Linked DNA regions of Homo sapiens: region 2 is linked to region 1. A link is a loop called in an ENCODE intact Hi-C map of the cell type or tissue named here. Cell type or tissue: CD4-positive, alpha-beta T cell. All regions are shown on one strand. Each heading gives the region's core, and the rest is flanking DNA. Links, peaks and the distances in the headings are about the cores only. Region 1 holds the start of MIR8078 (microRNA 8078). Region 2 holds the start of LOC105371951 (a long non-coding RNA gene).

Region 1 (11,340 bases), core at 2,411-7,410:
GATGTTCTACAACATTGCCTAACACAAGGGGAGACGCTCCTGACTCACAGTGTTTAATTGCTCATCTACTTCATTTTCTGCCCTCTTGGGCTTATAAAATGAAAAGAACCCTGGGGTGATACAGTGAATCAAAGGGGTGCCAGCCGCATCACAGCAAAATAGATTCCTAAAAAATCCCTGGCCTAAGATGACAGCCTTGGCTGGATACGTTTGAATGTGCTCATAGTGGATATGGTAGAATGAAGGTGGTTGAAATGTTCATATTAAAGAACTTCCACCCAGATTGCAAAAAAAGAGAGAGGAATGGAGATGGCAGCACGAGTCCCTACATAAAAGCAGATGTTTTGAGATCAGTTATATTTCTTCTGACAAAAATTGAAGACAGAAACGAAAGTTTAGCCTGAGACTACAATTAATTGGGCAATAAGCCAGAGGCACATATGGCATAGACAGATTTAAACATTTCTCCCTTATATTAATACAAATACTAAAATTACAAATACTTTGATTCCAAATAAAACAAATATTTAAAAAATTTAATGAATAAATACTGGGGTCTACAGTAGTATTTGAAGGAGATCTCACAAACAGGTTTGGTTTTTGAAGGTTAGAACTAGTGGTCTGGAGAATTCATTTCATTCCGAGACAGAAAGAGAGGAATTTCTTGGGTTCCTTCAGGAATGCGTCTAGTTTTGCCTCATCTTTGTTTGAACTATAGATACAGCAGAAGAAAACGTGAGGATTTCACAGATTTAAGGTGCAAAAAGTCACTGGGTTCTCTAAGAAGTCTGGGATTCTTCTGCTGGAAAAATAAGTTTGTTGAGAAAAAATGAGTTGGAGGAGGCTGTTATTGAAGTGAAGCAGAATTGTTTTTACTAATCTGCTTATTACCCACTCTGTAATGTGGAAACAAATTATTCACTCACAAGGTCCTCTTACTGTTCCCAGAATGCAGTGGAAAGAGAACAGATTAGTTTTCCTCCCTCAGAACACAACCCCTAGAAACATCCTACCTCAGATGAGATATTGCCTAATTATTTTCAAAAGACAGTGAAAAATCTTGGAAGTAAATGTTTGCTGCAAAATAAATACATGCTAGAAACAGAAGCATCTGGGACACAGCTATATTAGAGCTACCTGTGTTCCCCTGTCACTGAGATTAAAACAAAAATGTCCAATACAATCATTCACAGCATGGGAAAGGGGAAGTTGAAGGATGGAAAGGCCAGGCATAAAAGGATTTCAGAATTTGCGTCCATAAGGAAGTGGATTTGTGCATTGTCTGTTACTGCGTGCAAGGTGAAGTTTGGAGAATGAAAACGTGCAGTAACAAGGGCTCCTTTGTCCATCTCACCTCTCCAGATACCACGTTTCAGACATGTTGCATTTCACTTGAAAGGTTGATATAATTCTTTTAAAAGAACACTTGCGGTGTTTGAAGCGACAAAGGCTGCTGTGACAAAAAAGCAGTGAAAGGGAATTTTTTTTAAAAAAAGCAAACAACAACAACAAAAACCCCACAGAAAAGCAAACAACAAACAAACAAAAAACAGAGGAAGAAGTCAAACACCCTGGGCTATGACTACTTCAAGGAAGGGGCTACAAGAGGCAGTTGGAAATTCCATTTGCTTTGCAACTGTGGGTTTTCCAGCCTGCTTCCTTTCTAAAGTATATTACTCTGCTTTTGGTTCATGAAATTATCAGTTTCTGTTTTCTGGAACAGCTATGTACTTTCTTTATCTATCATCTATCTATCTACCTTCCTATCATCTATCTATCTGTTTACTATCTGTCTTTTCTACCTTTTGCTATCAAAAGCTTGGGTCAAGCAGTATAGAATTCCAGTGTATGTTCACTCTACCATTTAAAACAAGAACTCTTGTAGGAATTCTCCATCACATCATAAACCTGAGCTTTCTAAAACAAGGTGTGGCAAACTACCATACATGGACTATGTCTGACACAGTCTGCGTTTGTAAGTAAAGTTGTAATGGGACACAGCCACATACATATGTTATATAACGTCTCTGGCTACTTTCATGGTATAATGGAAGAGCTGAGTCATTGAGAGAGAGACCATATGGCTTGGAAAATTTAAAATATTTAACATTTAGCCCTTTGCAGAAAATATTTGCTGACTCTTGTTTTAAAAGATCTCTGTGGCCAGGCGCGGTGGCTCATGCCTGTAATCCCAGCACTTTGGGAGGCCGAGGCTAGCAGATCATGAGGCCAGGAGATCGAGACCATCCTGGCTAACCCAGTGAAACCCCGTCTCTACTAAAAATACAAAAAAATTAGCCGGGTGTGGTGGCGGGCGACTGTAGTCCCAACTACTCCAGAGGCCGAGGCAGGAGAATGGTGTGAACCTGGGAGGAGGAGCTTGCAGTGAGCCGGGATCATGCCACTGCATTCCAGCCCGGGCAACAGAGCAAGACTCCATCTCAAAAAAAAAAAAAAAAAAAAAGGATCTCTGTTTAGAATGCTACCTATTGCCTTCTGGATAGAATCACAACTCTTTACCACAATCAACACAGCTTCAGCCCTGCTTCTATATCCAGCCTCATCTATTTCTGCTCCTCCTCCTTATTTTCCTCCTGGACATGCTGATGGATTGTCAGCTTCCCAGATGTGTGAGAGTCTCTCCTGCCTTCCTAACATTCTCATGCTCTCCCTCTGCCTCTCAAGAACTTCCTGCCCCATCTCTCATGACAAATCCCTTCTTCATTCTTTAAGATGAAGCCCCTTTGCTCCTTCCTTAAGGATGTCTGTCTGGCTTCATTTTGGGGGACGTGCTCCTTCTGCATCTCCCAGAGCCAGCCTGTGTGTGTCAGCTACAACATTTCTTTGCATCTCTGTGTCATATATCACCAAATCTGCCTAAGCTTGAGTGAGTCACTACATGACAATTTCAGACTCCAGAAGCAATGTCCCCACTAACCACGAGGCTTAGACATTTGTCCAGTATGCTCGGGGTTGTGGGGTGGTAGCAGTAACCAGCTGGTGAGCATCATTTCTTACATCAGAATCAAATCTGTAGATCTCTGCGATTCATAAGTATTTGGAGTTTAAAATTAGCATAAAGATTTTCCTTAAAATAAGAACAAATGGCTTGAGTAGGCTTTTGGAACGTAGGATGTTTCCATTGGTTCATTTCTGTGTTCAGTATTCCCACATGAATCTAAACACTACTCTGCTCTTAGTAGCTGTGTGACCCTGGGAAAGTCACTCAATCTCCCTCAGCTAAATTTTGTTGTGTGTGTAATGAGAAGAGAGTTGTGATTTGTATTTAGTGAATAATAACAAACAAAAAGCATTTAGCTTTCTGGAACCTGGTATGTAGTAGAACCTCATGTAAATACTAGCTCTGTTGATAAAACTAGACCAAAAGAAGGTTTCAAGGTCAACAACAGTATGAGGCAGTGAAGAACATAGAGGAGAAGCTGCTTCTGCAGCCTGTAGCTCCTGGGGACCCGTTTTGTCCATGATTTAGCAGGAACACACTACCTTTCCATGAGGAGAAACTGTCCACAGAAACCAAGGCCATTCTTTGAAGACAAACATGTCTTAATAGCCTTTACATTAAGTAATAGTGTAATATAAATAATAATTATTAGTAATAATGTGAAATTATTTACACTACCCTAACCCTAAACCTAACCCCAATCCTAACCCTAACCCTAACCCTAAACCTAACCCTAACCCTAACCCTAATCCTAACCCCAATCCTAACCCTAACCCAACCCTAAACCTAACCCTAACCCTAACCCTAAACCTAACCCCAATCCTAACCCTAACCCTAACCCTAAACCCTAACCCTAACCGTAACCCATAACCCTAACCCTAAACCTAACCCAGCCCTAACACCTAACCCTAACCCCTAACCCTAACCCGTAACCCTAACCCTAACTCTTAACCTGAACCCGAACCCGAATCCAAACTTGAACCTGAACCCTAAGCCTTACCCTAAGCCTAAGCCTAACCCCTAACCCTAACCCTAACCCTAAACCTAATGCTCACCCTAACCCTAACCCTCACCCTCACCCTGACCCTCACCCTCACCCTGACCCTCACCCTGACCCTCACCCTGACCCTCACCCTAACCCTAACCCTCACCCTCGCCATTGTGACATATTGCAGGAAACAAAATCCAGGTGATGTAACTCTTGTCTAGCCTCTGCCTACAGGAGGCATTGTGACATATCTCTACACTGATCACACAGGTGATGGAACTCTTGTCTAGGCTCTGCCTATGGGGGCACTGTGATAGATCTCTGCACTGATCACCCAAGTGATGTAATACTTGTCTACACTCTGCCTACGGCAGCTTTGACATATGTCTGCACTGATGACCCAGATGATGTAACTCTTGTCTAGTCTTTTCCTATGTGGGTTTTGTGACTTGTCTCTGCACTGATCGCCCAGATGATGTAACTTTTGTCTAGGCTCTGCTTACTTGGAGGATTGTGACATATCTCTGCAAAGATCACCCAGATGATGTAACTCTCCTCTAGGCTCTGCCTACTGGGGGCATTGTTACATATCTCTGCACTGATCACCCAGGTGATGTAACTCTTGTGTTGGATCTGCCTATGGGGGCATTGCAACATATTTCTGCACTGATCACCCAGGTGATGTAACTCTTGTCTAGGCTCTGTCTACTGGGGGCATTGTGACATATTTCTGCACTGATCACCCAGGTGATAGGACTCTTGTCTAGGCTCTGCCTACTGGAGCATTGTGACATATCTCTGCCCTTATCACCCAGGTGATGTAACTCTTGTCTAGGCTCCGCCCACAGGGGGCATAGTGACATATCACCGTACTGATCATCCAGGTAATATAATTCTTGTCTAGGCTCTGCCTACAGGGGGCATTGTGAAATATCTCTGCACTGATCATCTAGGTGATGTAACTCTTGTCTACACTCTGCCTGCAGGGACATTGTGAGATATCTCTGCACTGATCAACCAGGTGATGTAACTCTTGTCTAGGCTCTGCTTACGGGGGTATTGTGACATAGCTCTGCACTGATCACCTAAGTGATGTAACACTTGTGTAGGCTCTGCCTACATGGGCATTGTGACACATCTCTGAACTGATCAACCAAGTGATGTAACTCTTGTCTAGGCTCTGCCTATGGGGGCTTTGTGACATATCTCTGCACTGATCACCCTGGTGATGGGACTTTTGTCTACGCTCTGCCTATGGGGGCATTGTGACATATCTCTACACTGATCACCCAGGTGATGTAACTCTTGTGTTGGATCTGCCTATGGGGGCATTGTGACATATTTCTGCACTGATCACCCAGGGGATGGGACTGTTGTCTAGGCTCTGTGTATGGGGGCTTTGTGACATATCTCTGCACTGATCACTCAGGTGATGTAACGCTTGACTAGGCTCTGCCTACTGGGGCATAGTGACATATCACTGCATTGATCACTCAGGTGATGTAACTATTGTCTAGGCTCTGCTTAAAGGGGCCTTGTCACATATCTCTGCACTGATCACCCAGGTGATGGAACACTTGTCTAGGCTCTGCCTACATGGGCATTGTGACACATCTCTGAACTGATCAACAAAGTGATGTAACTCTTGTCTAGGCTCTGCCTACAGGGGCTTTGTGACATATCTCTGCACTGATCACCCAGGTGATGGGACTTTTGTCTAGGCTCTGTCTACGGGGGCATTGTGACATATCTCTACACTGATCACCCAGGTGATGTAACTCTTGTGTTGGATCTGCCTATGGGGGCATTGAGACATATTTCTGCACTGATCACCCAGGTGATGTAACACTTGTGTTGGATCTGCCTATAGGGGCATTGTGACATATTTCTGCACTGATCACCCAGGTGATGGGACTCTTGTCTAGGCTCTGTGTATGGGGGCTTTCTGACATATCTCTGCACTGATCACCCAGGTGATGTAACGCTTGACTAGGCTCTGCCTACGGGGCACAGTGACATATCACTGCATTGATCACCGAGGTGATGTAACTCTTGTCCAGGCTCTGCCTATAGGGGGCCTTGTGACGTATCTCTGCACTGATCATCTAGGTGATGTAACTCTTGCTTACGCTCTGCCTGCAGGGGCATTGAGAAATATCTCTTTACTGATCAACCAGATGATGTAACTCTTGTCTAGGCTCTGCCTACAGGGGGCATTGTGGCATAACTCTGCACTGATCACCCAGGTGAAGGGACTCTTCTCTAGGTTCTGCCTACTGGGGGCATTGTCACATATTTCTGCAGTGATCACCCAGGTGACTGACTCTTGTCTTGGATTTGCCTATGGGGGCAATGTGACATACCTCTGCACTGATCACCCAGGTGATGTAACTCTGGTCTAAGCTCTGCCTAAAGGGGCATTGTGACAGATCTCTGCACTGATCACTCAGGTGATGTAACTATTGTCTAGGCTCTGCTTAAAGGGGCCTTGTCACATATGTCTGCACTGATCACCCAGGTGATGTAACTCTTGTCTAGGCTCTGCTTACAGGGGGTATTGTGACATATCTCTGCACTGATCACCTAAGTGATGTAATACTTGTGTAGGCTCTGCCTACAGGGGCATTTTGACATATCTCTGCACTGTTAACCGAGGTGATGTAACTCTTGTCTAGGCTGTGCCCACAGGGGGATTGAGACATATCTCTGCACTGATCCCGAGGTGATCCAACTCTTGCCTGGTCTCTGCCTACTGGGGACATTGTGACATATCTCTGCACTGATCTCCCAGGTGCTGTAACTTTTGTCTAGGCTCTGGCTACACAGCATTGTGACATATGACTGCACTGATCACCCAGGTGATATAACTCTTGTCTAGGCTCTGCCTACAGGGGGCTTGTGACATATCTCTGCACTGATCACCCAGGTGATATAACTCTTCTCTAGGATCTGCCTACAGGGTGCTTTGTGACATATCCCTGCAATGATCACCCAGGTGATGTACCACTTGTCAAGGCTCTGCCTACAGGGGCATTGCGATGTATCTCTGCACTGATCACCTAGGTCATGTAACTCTTGTCTAGGCTCTGCCTACAGTGGCATTGTGACATATCTCTGCACTGATCACCCAAGTAATGGGACTCTTGTCTAGGATCTGCCTAAAGGGACTTTGTGACATAACTCTGCACTAATCATCCAGGTGATGGGGCTTTTGTCTAGGCTCTGCCTAAGGGGGCATTGTGACGTATTTCTGCACTGATCACCCAGGAGACGGACTCTTGTCTTGGATCTGCCTATGGGGGCATTGTGACATATATCTGCACTGATCACCCAGGTGATGTAACTGTTGTATAAGCTCTGCCTACAGGGGAATTGTGAGAGATCTCGCCACTGATCACCCAAGTGATGTAACTATTGTCTAGGCTTTGGCCTACAGGGGGCTTTGTGACATACCTTTGCTCTGATCACCCAGGTGATGTAACTCATCTAAGCTCTGCCTACAGGAGCTTTGTGACATATCTCTGCACTGATCACTTAGGTGATGTAACACTTTTATAAGCACTGCCTACAGGGAATTTCGACAAATCTCTGCACTGATCACCTAGGTGATGTAACTCTTGTCTACCCTCTGCCTACAGGGGGCGTTGTGAAATATCTCTGCACTGATCACCCAGGTGATGCAACTCTTGACTAGGATCTGCCTACAGGAGGTATTGTGAAATATCTCTGCACTGATCAACTAGGTGATGTAACTCTTGTCTAAGCTCTGCCTGCAGGGGCGTTTTCACATATCCCTGAACTGATGACAAAGGTGATGTAACTCTTGCCTAGGCTTTGCCTACAGGGGACATTGTGACATATCTCTGCACTGATCACCCAGGTGATGCAACTCTTCTCTGTGCTCTGCCTACAGGGTACATTGTGACATATCTCTGCACAGATCACCCAGGTAATGTAACTCTTTTCTAGTCTCTGCCTACAGAGGGCGTTGTGACATCACTCTGCACGGATCACCTGGGTTATGTAACTCTTGTCTAGGCTCTGCCTACAGGGGCATTGTGACGTATCTCTGCACTGATCACAGAGGTGATGTAACTCTTGTTTAGGCTCTGCCTACTGGAGACATTGTGACATATCTCCGCACTGATCACCCAGGTGATGTCACTTTTGTCAAGGATATGGCTACAGGGACATTGTGACATATCTCTGCACTGATCACCCAGGTGATGTAACCCTTGTCTAGGCTCTGCCAAAAGGGGGCATTGTGACATAACTCTGCACTGATCACCCAGGTGATGGGACTCTTGTCTAGGCTCTGCCTACAGGGGCATTGTGACATATCTCTGCAGTGATCACGCAGGTGATGTAACTCTTGTCTATATCTGTCTACTGGTGGCATTGTGGCATATTTCTGCACTGATCACCCAGGTGATGGACTCTTGTCTTGGATCTGCCTATGGGGGCATAGTGACATATCTCTGCACTGATCACTCATGTGATGTAACGCTTGTCTAAGCTGCGCCTAAAGGCGAATTGTGACAGATATCTCCACTGATCACCCAGGTGATGTAACTCTTGTCTAGGCCCCACCTACAGGGGGTATTGTGACGTATCTCTGCAGTGATCACCCAGGTGATGTAACACTCATCTAGGCTCTGCCTACAGGGGCGTTTTGACATAGCTCTGCACAGATCATCTAGGTTATGTAACTTTTGTCCACTCTCTGCCTACAGGGGGCATTGTGAAATATCTCTGCACTGATCACCCAGGTGATGGGACTCTTCTCTATACTCTGCCTAGAGGGGGATTTGTGACATATCTCTGCACTGATCACCCAGGTGATGGAAGTCTTGTCTAGGCTCTGTCTATGGGGGCATTGTGTCAAATATCTGCACTGATCACCCAGGTGATGTAACTCTTGTCTAGGCTCTGTCTACAGGGATTTTTGTGACATATCACTGCACTGATCACCTAGGTGATGTAAACCTTGTATGGGCTTTGCCTACAGAAGGCTTTGTGACATATCTATGCACTGATCTCTGAGGTGATTCAACTCTTGTCTAGGCACTGCCTACAGGGCACATTGGTACATATCTCTGCACTGATCACCCAGGTGATGGACCCTTGTCTTAGATCTGCCTACATGGACATTGTGACACATCTCTGAACTGATCAACCAAGTGATGAAACTCTTGTCTAGGCTCTGCCTACAGGGGCTTTGTGACACATCTCTGCACTGATCACCCTGGGGAGGGAACTCTTGTCTACGCTCTGCCTACAGGGGCTTTGTGACACATCTCTGCACTGATCACCCTGGGGAGGGAACTCTTGTCTACGCTCTGCCTACAGGAGGCTTTATGACTAATACTTACACTGATAACCTAGGTGATGTAACACTTGTCTAGGCTCTGCCTACACGGGAATTCTCACATATCTCTGCACTGATAACCTAGGTGATGTAACACTTGTCTAGGCTCTGCCTACAAGGGAATTCTCACATATCTCTGCACTGATCCCCCAGGTGATGTAACTCCTGTCTAGGTTCAGCCTACAGGAGCGTTTTGACATATCTCTGCACTGATCACCCAGGTGATGTAACACTTGTCCAAGCTCTGCCTACAGGGGCATTGTGACAGATCTCTCCAATGCTCACTCAGGAGATGTAAAAATTGTCTGGGCTTTGCTTACAGGGGGCTTTGTGATATATATTTCCACTGATCAAACAGGTGATGTAACCCTTGTCAAGGTTCTGCTTAAAGCGGCTTTGTGAGATATCTCTGCACTGATCAGCCCAGGGAGGGAACACTTGTCTACACTCTGCCTACAGGAGGCTTTATGACTTATCCCTGCACTGATCACTAGGTGATGTAACAATTGTCTAGGCTCTGTCTACACGGGAATTTTCACATACCTCTACACTGATCACCTAAGTGATGTAACCCTTGTCTAGGTTCAGCCTACTAGGGAGATCTGACACACATCTGCACTGATCACCGAGGTGATGTAAATCATTTCCAGGCTTTTTCTACAGGGGACATTGTGACATATCTCTGCACTGATCACCCAAATGGTGCAAATCTTCTCTAGGATCCACAGGGAGGGGGCATTGTGACATATCTCTGAACTGATCATCCAGGAGATGCAACTCTACTCCAGGCTTTGCCTAGACAGCGTCGGAAGGTGGGGGGAGAGACTCAGCCAGAATTTCACGGACAAACAAGGGCACAGAGAGGCCAGCGAGCTCCCTTGCACGTCAGCCGGGGTGCGCACTGCGCGCAGGTCTAGCCAGGAGGCCGGCAAAGACAGCCAGAGGTGTGCCTTCGACCGCCAGGCGCTCCGTGCTGGCAGCCGGGAGGCCGCAGGGGCCCGGGCGGGCGGGCGACGGTGGCGCGCAGGCGCAGAGGAGGCGAGCCGCCGGAGGGTGTCAGGCCTGGACGCTGCGCGGGCCCGGCGTTTCGCGGGACGGGGGTCTCCACCCAGCGCAGGGGACGACGCGTTCTCCGGGGGTGGGGGGTGGGGGTGGGGAGGGGCCCAGGGGACGACGCGTTTTCCGGGGGCGGGGGGTGGGGGTGGGGAGGGGGCGGTCAGGCGGCGGGGTGGGGCGGTGGAGAGGCGGGAGAGCTCTGTCCCGGCTGCTCCCACAGCCCAGGCGGCTGCCCGCAAACCCGCGCGTGCGCAGTAGGCGGCCCACCTGCTGGTACCTGGGCCGGCTCTGGGATCCCCGGGATGCCCAGGAAAGAATGGCAGTTCTCCGCTGTGTGGAGTCTCTCACCGGGCCTAGACCTAGAAGGCAGGAATCCCAGGCCGGTCAGCCCGGTGGAGGGGGCGGGGCGGAGACACGCCCCTCCGTAGCCAGCCAGGTGTTCCCCGCGAAAGAGAGGCCACCGCCCTGCCCCGAACCACCCGACCCCGTCCCAACCCCGCGTCCTAAAGCTCCTCCAGCAGAGCCCGGTATTCTTCCTCGCTGAGGGGTGCTTCCAGCGAGGCGGCCTCTTCCGAGGCCTCCAGCTCCCCCGGGGCCTCCGTTTCTGGGAAAGGGTTAGACACAGAGTAAGTTGCCTTTGATTGAATTTTAAAGGGGTTGAGAGCTAACTTTTGATAATTATTTTTAGACTTAAAATTTATTTTATATTTTGTGTTACTTCAGCACTGTTACCTACTTTTCTGTTTTTCTTAAGCATAAATGTTGACATTATATTAAATCTTCAGCAAAATGTGAGAAGGAAAAATGTATATACTTATTTCATGTATTTGGAAGACAACTTTTTTAGTTCAAGTGTTTAGTAGTTTGAGTTCAGAGAGCATTTCAAAAAGTATAGTCAGCTGTGTATCAGTGGGTTCCATATCCACAACTGTGGATAGAAAATATTTGAAAGAGGGCCGGGTGCGG
Region 2 (11,340 bases), core at 2,690-7,689, 45 kb after region 1:
TCAGCAGGTCTCATTGCCAGAAATCACTCCGTTGCCCAGCCCTCTGGGGCTTCCATCACTTTTGTCCATTTCTTCTTAATTTTTTATTTATTTATTTATTTATTTATTTATTTATTTTTATTTATTTATTTTTTTTTTTTGAGACGGAGTCTCGCTCTGTCGCCCAGGCTGGACTGCAGTGGCGCGATCTCGGCTCACTGCAAGCTCCGCCCCCCGGGTTCACGTCATTCTCCTGCGTCAGCCTCCCGAGTAGCTGGGACTACAGGCGCCCGCCATCACGCCCGGCTAATTTTTTTTTGTATTTTTAGTAGAGACGGGATTTCACCGTGTTAGCCAGGATGGTCTCGATCTCCTGACCTCGTGATCCGCCCGCCTCGGCCTCCCAAAGTGCTGGGATTACAGGCGTGAGCCACCGTGACCGGCCTCTTCTTAATTCTATAATGTTCTTAGTTTCTGTTGTTGAAAATCTTTCACTATATAAGTAATGGTGTAGCTGAAAGACATCGGAAGTGAAGGAAATAAAAAGGGAAGGGAAGGCTAAAAATTCTAATTTTCTTATCTTATATAACAGCAGTCAGGAAACACTCTAAGGTCAATGAACAGTGCAGTGAGGCCGGGCGCGGTGGCTCACGCCTGTAATCCCAGCACTTTGGGAGGCCAAGGCAGGCAGATCACGAGGTCAGGAGATCGAGACCATTCTGGCTAACACGGTGAAATCCCGTCTCTACTAAAAATACAAAAAAAAAAAAAAATTAGCCAGGCGCATTGGCGGGCACCTGTAGTCCCAGCTACTCGGGAGGCTGAGGCAGGAGAATGGCGTGAACCCGGGAGGCGGAGCTTGCAGTGAGCAGAGCTCGCGCCACTACATCCAGCCTGGGTAACAGAGCGAGACTCAGCCTCAAAAAAAAAAAAAAAAAAAAAAAAAGCTGGGTGTGGTGGTGCACACCTATAGTCCCAGGTACTCAAGAGGCTGAAGTGGAAGGATCACCCGAGCCCAGAAGGTCAAGGCTGCAGTGAGCTGTGATCACGCTCGGCAAGAAAGTGAGACCCTGTCTCAAAAAAAAAAAAAAAAAGAAAGAAAAAAAAAGTAAAAGTAACCAACAAAATAACTACAACCTAATTATTAAAAATTGGGAACCAGGCATGGTAGCTCATACCTATAATCCTAGCACTTTGGAAGGATGAAACAGGCAGATCATTTGGATCAGGAGTTCAAGACCAGCCTGGGCAACATAGTTAGATCCCCTCTCTACAAAAAGTGAAAATAAAAAAATTAGCTGGACATGATGGCACGTGCCTGAGGTCCCAGCTACTTGGGAAGCTGAGGCAGGAGGATCACTTAAGCCCAGGAGTTCAAGCCTGTGGTGATCCAGGATCCGGCCACTGCACTCCAGCCTAGGTGACAGAGTGAGACCCTGTCTCTAACCAAAAAATAAAATAAAATAAAATTGAGAAGAAAGAGGAAGAAGGGGAGGCAAAATACAGCATAACTGACCCACATCCTCATTGTTTACACTGGGGTTCAACAGATATTGCTTACACTTGATAAATTAAATAGAGTTATAAGCATATTATTCAGAATTATAGAGGTGACCACCAGGAGAGCTAAAATCAGAAAGAGTTAAAGTCAGTTGCTGATGAGAAGTGAGATTGTAGGTGGAATGAGATAGGAGAGTTTTGTTTTACTTTAAATGTTTTCCTGTTACTGTTTGAATTTTAAACCTCGTATGGGTATTGCTTTACTAATTTTTTAAAAAGTAGGTAACATTAAAGGGGTCTTTCTGCCTTAACTCATGGGGAGCCCTATGTAAGGCTTTTTGATTCAGGTTAGGGCTTTGCTTTGGAATAAGAGATCATCTGCAACAGTTGAGTACACAGACTTTTTTTTTTTTTTGAGAAAGGGTCTCACTTTGTTGCCCAGGCTGGAGTGCAGCAGCACAGTCTCAGTTCACTGTAACCTCCGCCTCCTGGGTTCAAGCGATTTTCCTGCCTCAGCCTCCCTAGTAGCTGGGACTACAGGCCAGCGCCACAACGCTGGCTAATTTTTGTATGTTTAGTAGAGAGAGGGTTTCACCATGTTGGCCAGGCTGGTCTCGAACTCCTGACCTCAAGTGATTCACCCGCCTTGGCTTCCCAAAGTGCTGGGATTGCAGGCATGAGCCACTGCACCCGGTCTACACGGACATTTCAATATTATTTTTCTTCTTTGTGAGGAATAGTAATTTTAAGAAGATAGAAAACCCCACCTAATTGAGACTAGTCTTTTAATCCTGGCACTCAGGCTCTCGTAATCTTGTCCCATATTGCCAGCTACCTTATCTATTACCACAGCCCCACATAGAGGTCCTCCATTCTGCTCTAGTTTCCCTTCTACCACCCACATGCATAGTTGCTATATATTTTAATAATTTTTTCTACTTTTCTACATTTTTTTTTTTTTGAGACAGGGTCTCGCTCTGTCACCCAGGCTGGAGGGCAGCGGCATGATCTTGACTCACTGCAACCTCTGCCTCCCGGGCTCAAGCAATTCTCCCACCTCAGCCCTCAACTAGCTGGGACCATAGGCGTGTGCCACCATGCCCAGCTAGTTTTTGTATTTTTTGTAGAGATGTGGTTTCACCATGTTGCCCAGGCTGGTTTCGAAGTCCTCGGCTCCAGTGATCCTCCCGCCTCAGCCTCCAAAAGTGCTGGGATTACAGGCGTGAGCCACCGCACTCAGCAATTGTTTTCTACATTTTCTGATAGACTGTGAATTCCTGGAATGCCGGGTCCCTAAGTAGACAGTCAATAAATAATTGTTGAATTGATGAATTTGATTGCTTTGGGATTTTGCTTTTTTTTGAGACAGCGTCTTGCTCTGTCACCCAGGCTGGAGTACAGTGGTGCAGTCACAACCCACTGCAGCTTTAACCTCCCGGGCTTCATCTATCCTCCCACTTCAGCCTCCAGAGTAGCTGCAACTACAGGTGTGCACCACCAAACCCAGCTAATTTTTTATTTTTTGTAAAGACGGGGCTTTCCCATGTTGGCCAGGCTTGTATTGTGCTTCTGGGCTCAACTGATCCACCGCAGCCTCTCAAAGTGCTAGGATTACAGGTGTGAGCCACTTTCTTCTCCTCCTCCTCCTTCTTCTCCTCCTCCTCCTTCTTCTTTTTTTTTTTTTTTGTTTTTTGTTTTTTGTTTTTACAGAGTCTTGCTCTGTCTCCAGGCTGGAGTGCAGTGGTCCGATCTTGGCTCACTGCAACCTCTGCCTCCTGGGCTCAAGCAGTTCTCCCACTTCAGCCTCCTGAGTAGCTGGGACTACAGGCACCCGCCACCACACTTGACTACTTTTTTGTAATTTTGTAGAGATAGAGTTTTGTCACGTTGCCCAGGCTGGTCTTCAATTCCTGAGCTCAAGCAATTCACCTGCATTGGCCTCCCAAAGTGCTGGGATTATAGGTGTGAACCACTGTGCCCAGCCAGGTTTTGCTTTTTCTATATTTCTCTAGAACCTTCCTGCCCCCAACTGCTTCCCACCCCCTTCAATTTCTTTATTCTCTGAATTCCTATTACCAATAACCTCAACCCATTCATTCACCAAATATATAGAATGCCTACTCCATGCCGGGTCTGTGCCAGGCCTAGGAGACACAGAGATGAACGGCACAGATGCAGGCACTGTCCGGACACGAAGCAGATAATACACAGATAGCAATCTAATGATAATTATTAAAGTGCTTCAGAGTGTGATATGACCTCTAATTGAAATACTCCTCAAATATTATTGAAGGAGCTGCAAAGAAGTATTCATAGTCTAGATGGAAAGATAATATAACTGCCAGGGCTCACGCCTGTAATCCCAGTGCTTTGGGAGGCTGAGGCGAGCAGATCACTTGAGAACAGGAATTCGAGACCAGCCTGGCCAACATGGTGAAACCCCGTCTCTACTAAAAGTACAAAAAGTTAGCCGGGTATGGTGGTGCCAGGTGTGGTGGTGGGTGCCTGCAATCCCAGCTACTCAGGAGGCTGAGGTGGGAAAATCTCTTGAACCTGGGAGGCAGAGGTTTCAGTGAACTGAGATTGTGCCACTTCACTCCAGCCTGAGTGACAGAGTGAGACCCTGTCTCAAGTAAAAAAAAAAAAAAAAAAAAAAAGAAAAGAAAGATAATATAACTGCTCTATACACATAAAAAGACAGTAAATATTAAATGTTTAATGTCAAAGATAGTAAATATTAAATGTTAAAAGATAGTAAATATTTAAAGATGGTAATAAAATGTTGAGTGATACAAAAAGCAATTGCTTAAATAAGCAGAGAAAAGTTCACGGTTTGCATCATGGAGGTGAGAAATAAGTAGAGAGGAATTGGGAAGAACATTCCGAGGTAGTAGCGTGGGGAAAACAATGGAAGGTAAGAAAGCACAGTATTTTCAAGCATCATTTAATTTTTTTTTGAGACAGGGACTTACTATGTTGCCCAGGCTGGAATGCAGTAGTGCAATCAGAGCTATCTGCAGCCTCAACCTCCTGGCTTTAGTGATCCTCCCACTGTAGCCTCCGGAGTAGCTGGGACTACAAGCATGCATTACTGAACTCGGGTTTTTTGTTTTGTTTTGTTTTGTTTTGTTTTTAACTAGAGACAAGGTCTTGCTATGTTGCCCAGGCTGGTCTTGAACCCCTTGCCTCAAGTGATCCTTCCACCTCGGCCTCCCAAAGTGCTGAGTTTACAGGCGTGAGCCACTGTCCCTGGCCAAGCATCATTGAATTTGAGGTAATATAGGTAAAGAAATATTAGGGATAAGGCCAGACAGTTTATTCATGTCCAGCTGTAGAGATTTTTGTTTCTAAAAGAAATGTTTTGAGAGTGAGGATTGCAAATCATATATTTCTGTTTTGGCTTTAATAATGCAAACTTTGGGAATTGAACTTAGCCTAGAACTTAGCCTACTCATATGTAGATATATAAACAGATGAGTGCCTCTGCTATTTGTTCTGTTGTGGTTTAGCTCTATCTGATAATTATTCCTGACATATATGCTCTCAACTAGCATTTATACCTTACAACTCTAAGAGGGTCCAGGGACAGATATGATCATTTTCATATTACAGTTGAGAAAACTAAATCACCAGGAGTTTGATCACTTGTTTTAGGAAAACTTTATAAGCTTGAAGATTATTGATAAAAGAAACCACCATCTGCATGGCAGAGACTGCTGGTTTTTCATCAAAATCCATTCTGTCCTTCTTGCATTGTAATAGGATTAGGAAGTGTATACCTGTGACAGGTTAGAGACTATATTTCCCAGACTTGCACGTAGCCAGGCATGGTCACATAACTGTTTTCACCAGTGAAATGTGAATGGGAGTGATCTGGGGACATCCCTCACATTCCTCTTGCTTAAAATGAAATTGCTGCCTTGTACCCTTTTTGTCTTCTATTTCTTCTTCTTAGGGGCTGAAACTTGGATCCTGCAACCCATCTTCAACCAAGTAAAAGACAAGCCCCTTCACAGCTTATTACTCAAGTAGTAAGTACTTGAGACTGAGTATTATTGTTTCCTGAGAGCTTGTTAGTATCTTAGACTCCACTCAAGACCTAGGAAATCAGAATCTGCATTTTAACAAGATCCCAGGTGATACATGTTCACATTCACCTTCAAGAAGCACTGCTCTAGCGGGTAGCAGAGGAGCTTTACAGATGGAATGTTGGTCCATAAACAACCTCATAATGCAAGTACTTGCACTTCCGTGGCTCCTGCATAACTTTCTATCTTCAATAAGCAACTGAATCTGGCTGGGCACAGTGGCTAACCCCTGTAATCCCAGCATTTTGGGAGGCCAAGGTGGGCAGATCACTTGAGGTGAGGAGTTTGAGAGCAGTCTGACCAACATGGAGAAACCCCATCTCTACTAAAAATACAAAATTAGCCAGGAGTGGTGTCACATGCCTGTAATCCCAGCTACTCAGGAGACTGAGGCAGGAGAATCACTTGAACCCGGGAGACAGAGTTTGCGGAGAGCCGAGATCACACCATTGCACTCCAGCCTGGGCAACAAGAGCGAAAACTCTGTCTCATAAATAAATAAATAAATAAATAAATAAATAAATAAATAAATAAGCAACTTAATCTTGAGGCACCTTTGCCATAGCAGCATAGCATTCACCTAATATAATTTGCATCATCTGTTGACCCAAAACTAGGTTATGAATTCATTTAGGAAATACTTTTAAAAAAATCTTTTAGGAGACTGGGTCTCACACTCTGTTGCCCAGGCTGGAGTGCAGTGGTGCAATCTTGGGTCACTGCAGCCATGAACTTCTGGGCTCAAGTGATCCTTCTGCGTCAGCCTCCCAAATAGCTAGGACTACAGGGGCAAGCCACCCTGCCTAGCTACTGTTTTTAATTTTTTTTTTTTTTTGTAGAGACAAAGTCTCTGTTACTTAGACTGGTCTCAAACTCCTGGCTTCAAGCTATCCTCCTGCCTCGGCCTCCCAAAGCACTGGGATTACAGGCATGAGCCACCATACTTGGCCAGGAAATACTTATTGAAAACCTTTTTAGGCAAACTACCGTTCTAGGTTATAGAATGTGTGTGTGTGTGTGTGTGTGTGTGTGTGTGTGTGTGTGCGTATGCATATGGTGTGTATATGTGTGTGTAGGATCCAAAATTATTATTATATTAATTTTTTTGAGACAGAGTCTTGCTGTGTTGCCCAGGCTGGAGTGCAATGGTGTGATCTCAGCTCACTGCATCCTCCGCCTCCCAGGTTCAAGTGATTCTCTTGCCTCAGCCTCCCGAGTAGCTGGGACTACAGGTGCCCGGCACGATGCCCAGCTATGTTTTGTATTTTTAGAGACGGAGTTTCACCACATTGGCCAAGCTGGTCTCGAACTCCTGACCTCAAGTAATTCGCCCGCCTCGGCCTCCCAAAGTGCCGGGATTACAGGCATGAGCCACCGTGCCCGGCAGGATTCCAAATTATTTAAGGCAGGGCTTATAGTTTATTATTTATTATTTATTTTTTAGACAGAGTCTTGCTCTGTCACCCAGGCTGGAGTGCAATGGCGCAATCTTGGCTCACTGCAACCTCTGCCTCCTGGGTTCAAGTGATTCTTCTGCCCCTGCCTCCCAAGTAGCTGGGATTAGAGGCGCATGCCACCACGCCCGGCTAATTTTTTATATTTTTAGTAGAGCTGGAATTTCACCATGTTGGCCAGGCTAGTCTCGGACTCCTGACCTCATGTGATCTGCCCCGCTTGGCCTCCCAAAGAGCTGGGATCACAGGCATGAACCACTACACCTGGTAGGGCTTATAATTTATAATTTAGTAGAGAGAGAAGAGAGAAACATAGGAATATTAAACTGTAGATGCTCTAAGAAGGTGTAGTGATATTTGTTGTTTTCTGTTTTATTATTTATTGTCTGTCCTTGGTAGACAGAAAAATACTTCTACAAATATGTCCATGTTTTAATCTCCTGAACCTATGATTATCTTGGTTGTCTTCCAAAAGGGACTGGCTGATGTGATTAAGGATCTTAAAATGAAAACAGTATCTGGAATTATCCAGTTGGGGCTAACGTAATCACAAGGGACCTTCTAAAAGGAAGGCAGAGGTCAGAGTCAGAGAAGGCGCTATGACGACTCAAGCAGGGGTTGGAGTGATGCTGTGGCTGGAATGGAGCCAGGAGCCAAGGAATGTGGACAGTATCTAGAATCTGGGAAGGGTAAGGAATAGATCCACCCTCAGAGGCCAGGTGCGGTGCCTCACTCCTGTAATCCCAGCACTTTGGGATGCCGAGGCGGGTGGATCGCCTGAGGTCAGGAGTTCGAGACCAGCCTGGCCAACATGGCAAAACCCTGTCTCTACTAAAAATACAAAAATTAGCTAGCGTGGTGGTGCGTGCCTGTAATCCCAGCTACTTGGGAGGCTGAGGCACAAGAATCGCTTGAACCCAGGAGGCGGAGGTTGCAGTGAGCTGAGATGGTGCCACTGCACTCCAGTCTAGGCAAAAAAGTGAGACTCTGTGTGAAAAAGAAAAGAAAAAAAGAATTCACCCTCAGAGCCTCTAGAAGGAATGCAGTCCTGCCAACACCTTAATGTTAAGACCAGTCTCAGACTTCTGACCACCAGAACTGTAAGATAATAATAAACTTACGTTGTTTTAAGCCACTAGGTTTGTGATAATTCATTACAGCACTCATAGGAAACTAAATCAGCCATAATAAAACATAATAGTATTTGACACAAAGGGGTGATTGTATAAGAAGGCTTTCAGTTTATGTGAAAAAGTTAGCATTAAATGGAGATTTTAAAGTTGGACAGGATTTCCCATGGCCAGATGAGGAAGGAGGGTACATTCTAAGCAATAAATTGTAGGTAATTCACCAAGTGAAAACATTTCTGATATTTGGCTATGTTTTATAGAACTTATTTATGTATAAACATGCAGGTTAAGATCTTACCAATTTATTCATTAAAGAAGTCACCCTTAAGAAGAAAATCCCATCCATTAAACACATGGAGGGCAGGGCTTAGCAATGTGTGTCATGGCGATGAGGTCGCTGTCATCTTTAACTCTGACGTTTAGGAAGGCCAGTTGTGCAAATTTCTTTTTATGCTTCCTTTCAGTTGCTAGCATGGTTCCACCTCCTCACTCTGCCCCCATTTGTCTTAAATTTAGGTCTGCGGATCTTCAGAGAGGCTGGAAGAAGCTAGTTGTACCAAAGGGACCAAAACTTGGTCTACAAGATTCCCTGGTCATCTACATGATGAATAAACTTCAAATAGGTAACTTTCACATCCAGTTCTCACAGCATCAAGTAATTCCTGAGTGCCTACGAGATAGCCACGATTCCTGTTTATAGTGTACTTGGGGGAATACAGACATTAAAAAAATAGAAGTGTGATGAGAGTTACTAAAGAAAAAGCTGGCCGGGCATGGTGGCTCACGCCTATAATCCCAGAAGTTTGGGAGGCCGTGGGCAGATAGCTTGAGGCCAGGAGTTTGAGACCAGCCTGGTCAACACAGCAGAAACCCCATCTCTACTGAAAACACAAAAATTAGTCAGGCGTGGTGGTACACACCTGTAATCCCTGCTCCTCAGGAGACTGAGGCATGACGATCACTTGAGCCTGGGAGGCGGAGGTTGCAGTGAGCCAAGATTGCATCACTACACTCCAGCATGGGCGACAGAGCAAGGCTCTCTCTCAAAAAGAAAAAGAAACAACAACAACAAAAAAGCGCAGGTTGCAATGTGAGTGTAGCAGACAGGATGATGATTTTTGCCTCTGAATCTCTCAATCTTTAGGCCTCCTTTACTATCAGCTTCAACAAAGGGCAGCACAGATTTTTCCACAGATGATCTATACATTTTTATTTGGTTTTGTTTTGTTTTTTTGAGACAGAGTCTTGCTTTGTCACCCAGGCTGGAGTGTAGTGGTGCAATCTTGGCTACTGGAACCTCTGCCTCCCAGGTTCAAGCTACCCTCCCATCTCAGCCTCCCGAGTAGCTGGGACTGCAGGAGTGCACCACCACACCTAGCTAAGTTTTAAATTTTTTGTAGAGATGGGGGTCTCACTTCATTGCCCAGGCTAGTCTGGAACTCCTGAGCTCAAGTGATCCACCTGCCTTGGCCTCCCAAAGTGCTGGGATGACAGACGTAAGCCATGGTGCCCGGGCAATCTATGCAATACATTTTTAAATATGTATGTTATAGAAATATGTTACTGAACATAAAAAAAATAGAAAATAAAGCTATCCATAGCCTGCTATTCTAACATACCCTGCAAAATCCCTTTGAAGTTTTACTGTGTAATATAAAATAGGTATCATAGCACATGTGCAATGCACTGTGCTAAGAATCTTCTATACATAATCTTATTTAGTCCTTATAACAATCCTGAGATGTATCTCCATTTTACATGCACAGCTTGAACACATTGCTAGTTTAGTTCCAGACCACTGCAATATTGCTGATATTGTAATAAAATGAGTCACACAAAGTTTTTGTTTTCCCAGTGCATATAAAAGTTATGTTTCTACTATACTGTAGTCTATTTAGTGTCAAGGCTGGGTGCAGTGGCTTATGCCTGTAATCCCAGCACTTTGGGAGGCCTAGGTGGGCAGATTGCTTGAGACCAGGAGTTCAACACCAGCCAGGGCAACATGGCGAAATCCCGTCTTTACAAAACATACAAAAAAAATTAGCCGTGTGTGGTCCCAGTTACTCAGGAGGCTGAGGTGAGAGGATAGCTTGAGCTGGGAGGTTGAGGCTGCAGTGAGCCGTAATTGCGTCACTGCACTCCAGCCTGGGTGACAGAGTGAGACCCTGTCTCAAAACAAACAAACAAAACTTTACTGCTAAAAAATGCTAAGGATCATCTGAGCTATCAGTGAATCATCATCTTTTTGCTGGCAGAGGGCTTGCCTTAATGTTGATGGCTGCTGACTGATCAGAGCGGTGGATGCTAAAGTTTGGGGTAGCTGTGGCAATTTCTTAAAATAAGACAATAATGAAATCTGCCACGTCGATTGACTCTTCCTTTCATGAAAGTTTTCCCTGTGACATGCAGTGCTGTTCAGCATTTTACCCACAGAAGAACTTTCAAATTTGAATTTCTTTCAAAATTAGAGTCAATCCTGTCAAATTCTGCTGCTGTTTTATCAACAGTTCCATAGTTTATGATATTCTAAATCCTTTGTTGTCATTCAACAGTGTTCACAGCGTCTTCACCAGGAGTAGTTTCCATCTCAAGAAACCACTTTCTTTGCTTATCCATAAGAAGCGACTCCTTGCCCATTAAAGCTTTGTCTTGAGATTGCAGCAATTCAGTCACATCTGTGGGCTCCACTTCTAATTCTAGTTCTCTTGCTATTGCCACCACACCTGCAGTTGTGTCCTGAACTCAAGCCTTGAACCCTTGTGGGAAAAGACTTGTTGCCAGAGCAGTCAGAATACACAAAACATTGGAGTTAGCTGTTTTACACGGGGGTGGTTAGTGGCACCCCAAAACAACTAAAATAGTAATCATAGATCACTGGAACAGATATAATAGTATTTAAAAAGTTCAAAATATTGTGAGAATTACCAAAATGTGACACAGAGACACGAAGTGAGCACATGCTGTTAGAAAAACAGAACTGATGGACTTACTAACCCAGGGTTGCCACAAACCTTCAATTTATATATATATATATATAAATATATATAAATATATAAATATATATAAATATATAAAAATATATAAATATATAAAAATATATAAATATATATATATAGAACGCAATAAAATGAGGTGTGGGTGAAAAGAAAACTGAGGTTTGCAGACATCATACAGCTAGCTAGTAACAGC

Evidence for each region. Hi-C counts contacts between places; a loop is a spot of excess contacts. Peaks named below come from ENCODE experiments on the same cell type or tissue, not always from the same donor. Only the 100,000 strongest peaks of a DNase experiment are listed, where the experiment ranks them.
Region 2: it touches region 1 in a loop (16-fold over the local background); 16 of 110 quality-filtered maps call a loop at or near these places.

What each region holds. Positions count from the first base shown.
Region 1 is chr18:101,555-112,894 of GRCh38, forward strand. It overlaps MIR8078 (microRNA 8078), which reads right to left and starts at 10,785; the gene lies at 10,702-10,785. It also overlaps the pseudogene ROCK1P1. RefSeq lists enhancers at 5,361-6,044, 6,337-7,126, 7,127-7,914, 7,915-8,703, 8,704-9,491 and silencers at 7,858-7,907, 10,217-10,466. In CD4-positive, alpha-beta T cell, for the core only: no CTCF peak of the experiment used is centred there; DNase peaks (open chromatin) are centred at 4,383, 4,817 and 6,157.
Region 2 is chr18:146,742-158,081 of GRCh38, forward strand. It overlaps LOC105371951 (a long non-coding RNA gene), which reads left to right and starts at 4,671. Exons shown (of 4, transcript XR_935081.2): 1 at 4,671-4,753; 2 at 5,435-5,510; 3 at 8,668-8,774. In CD4-positive, alpha-beta T cell, for the core only: no CTCF peak of the experiment used is centred there; no DNase peak of the experiment used is centred there; H3K27me3 peaks cover 225 bases.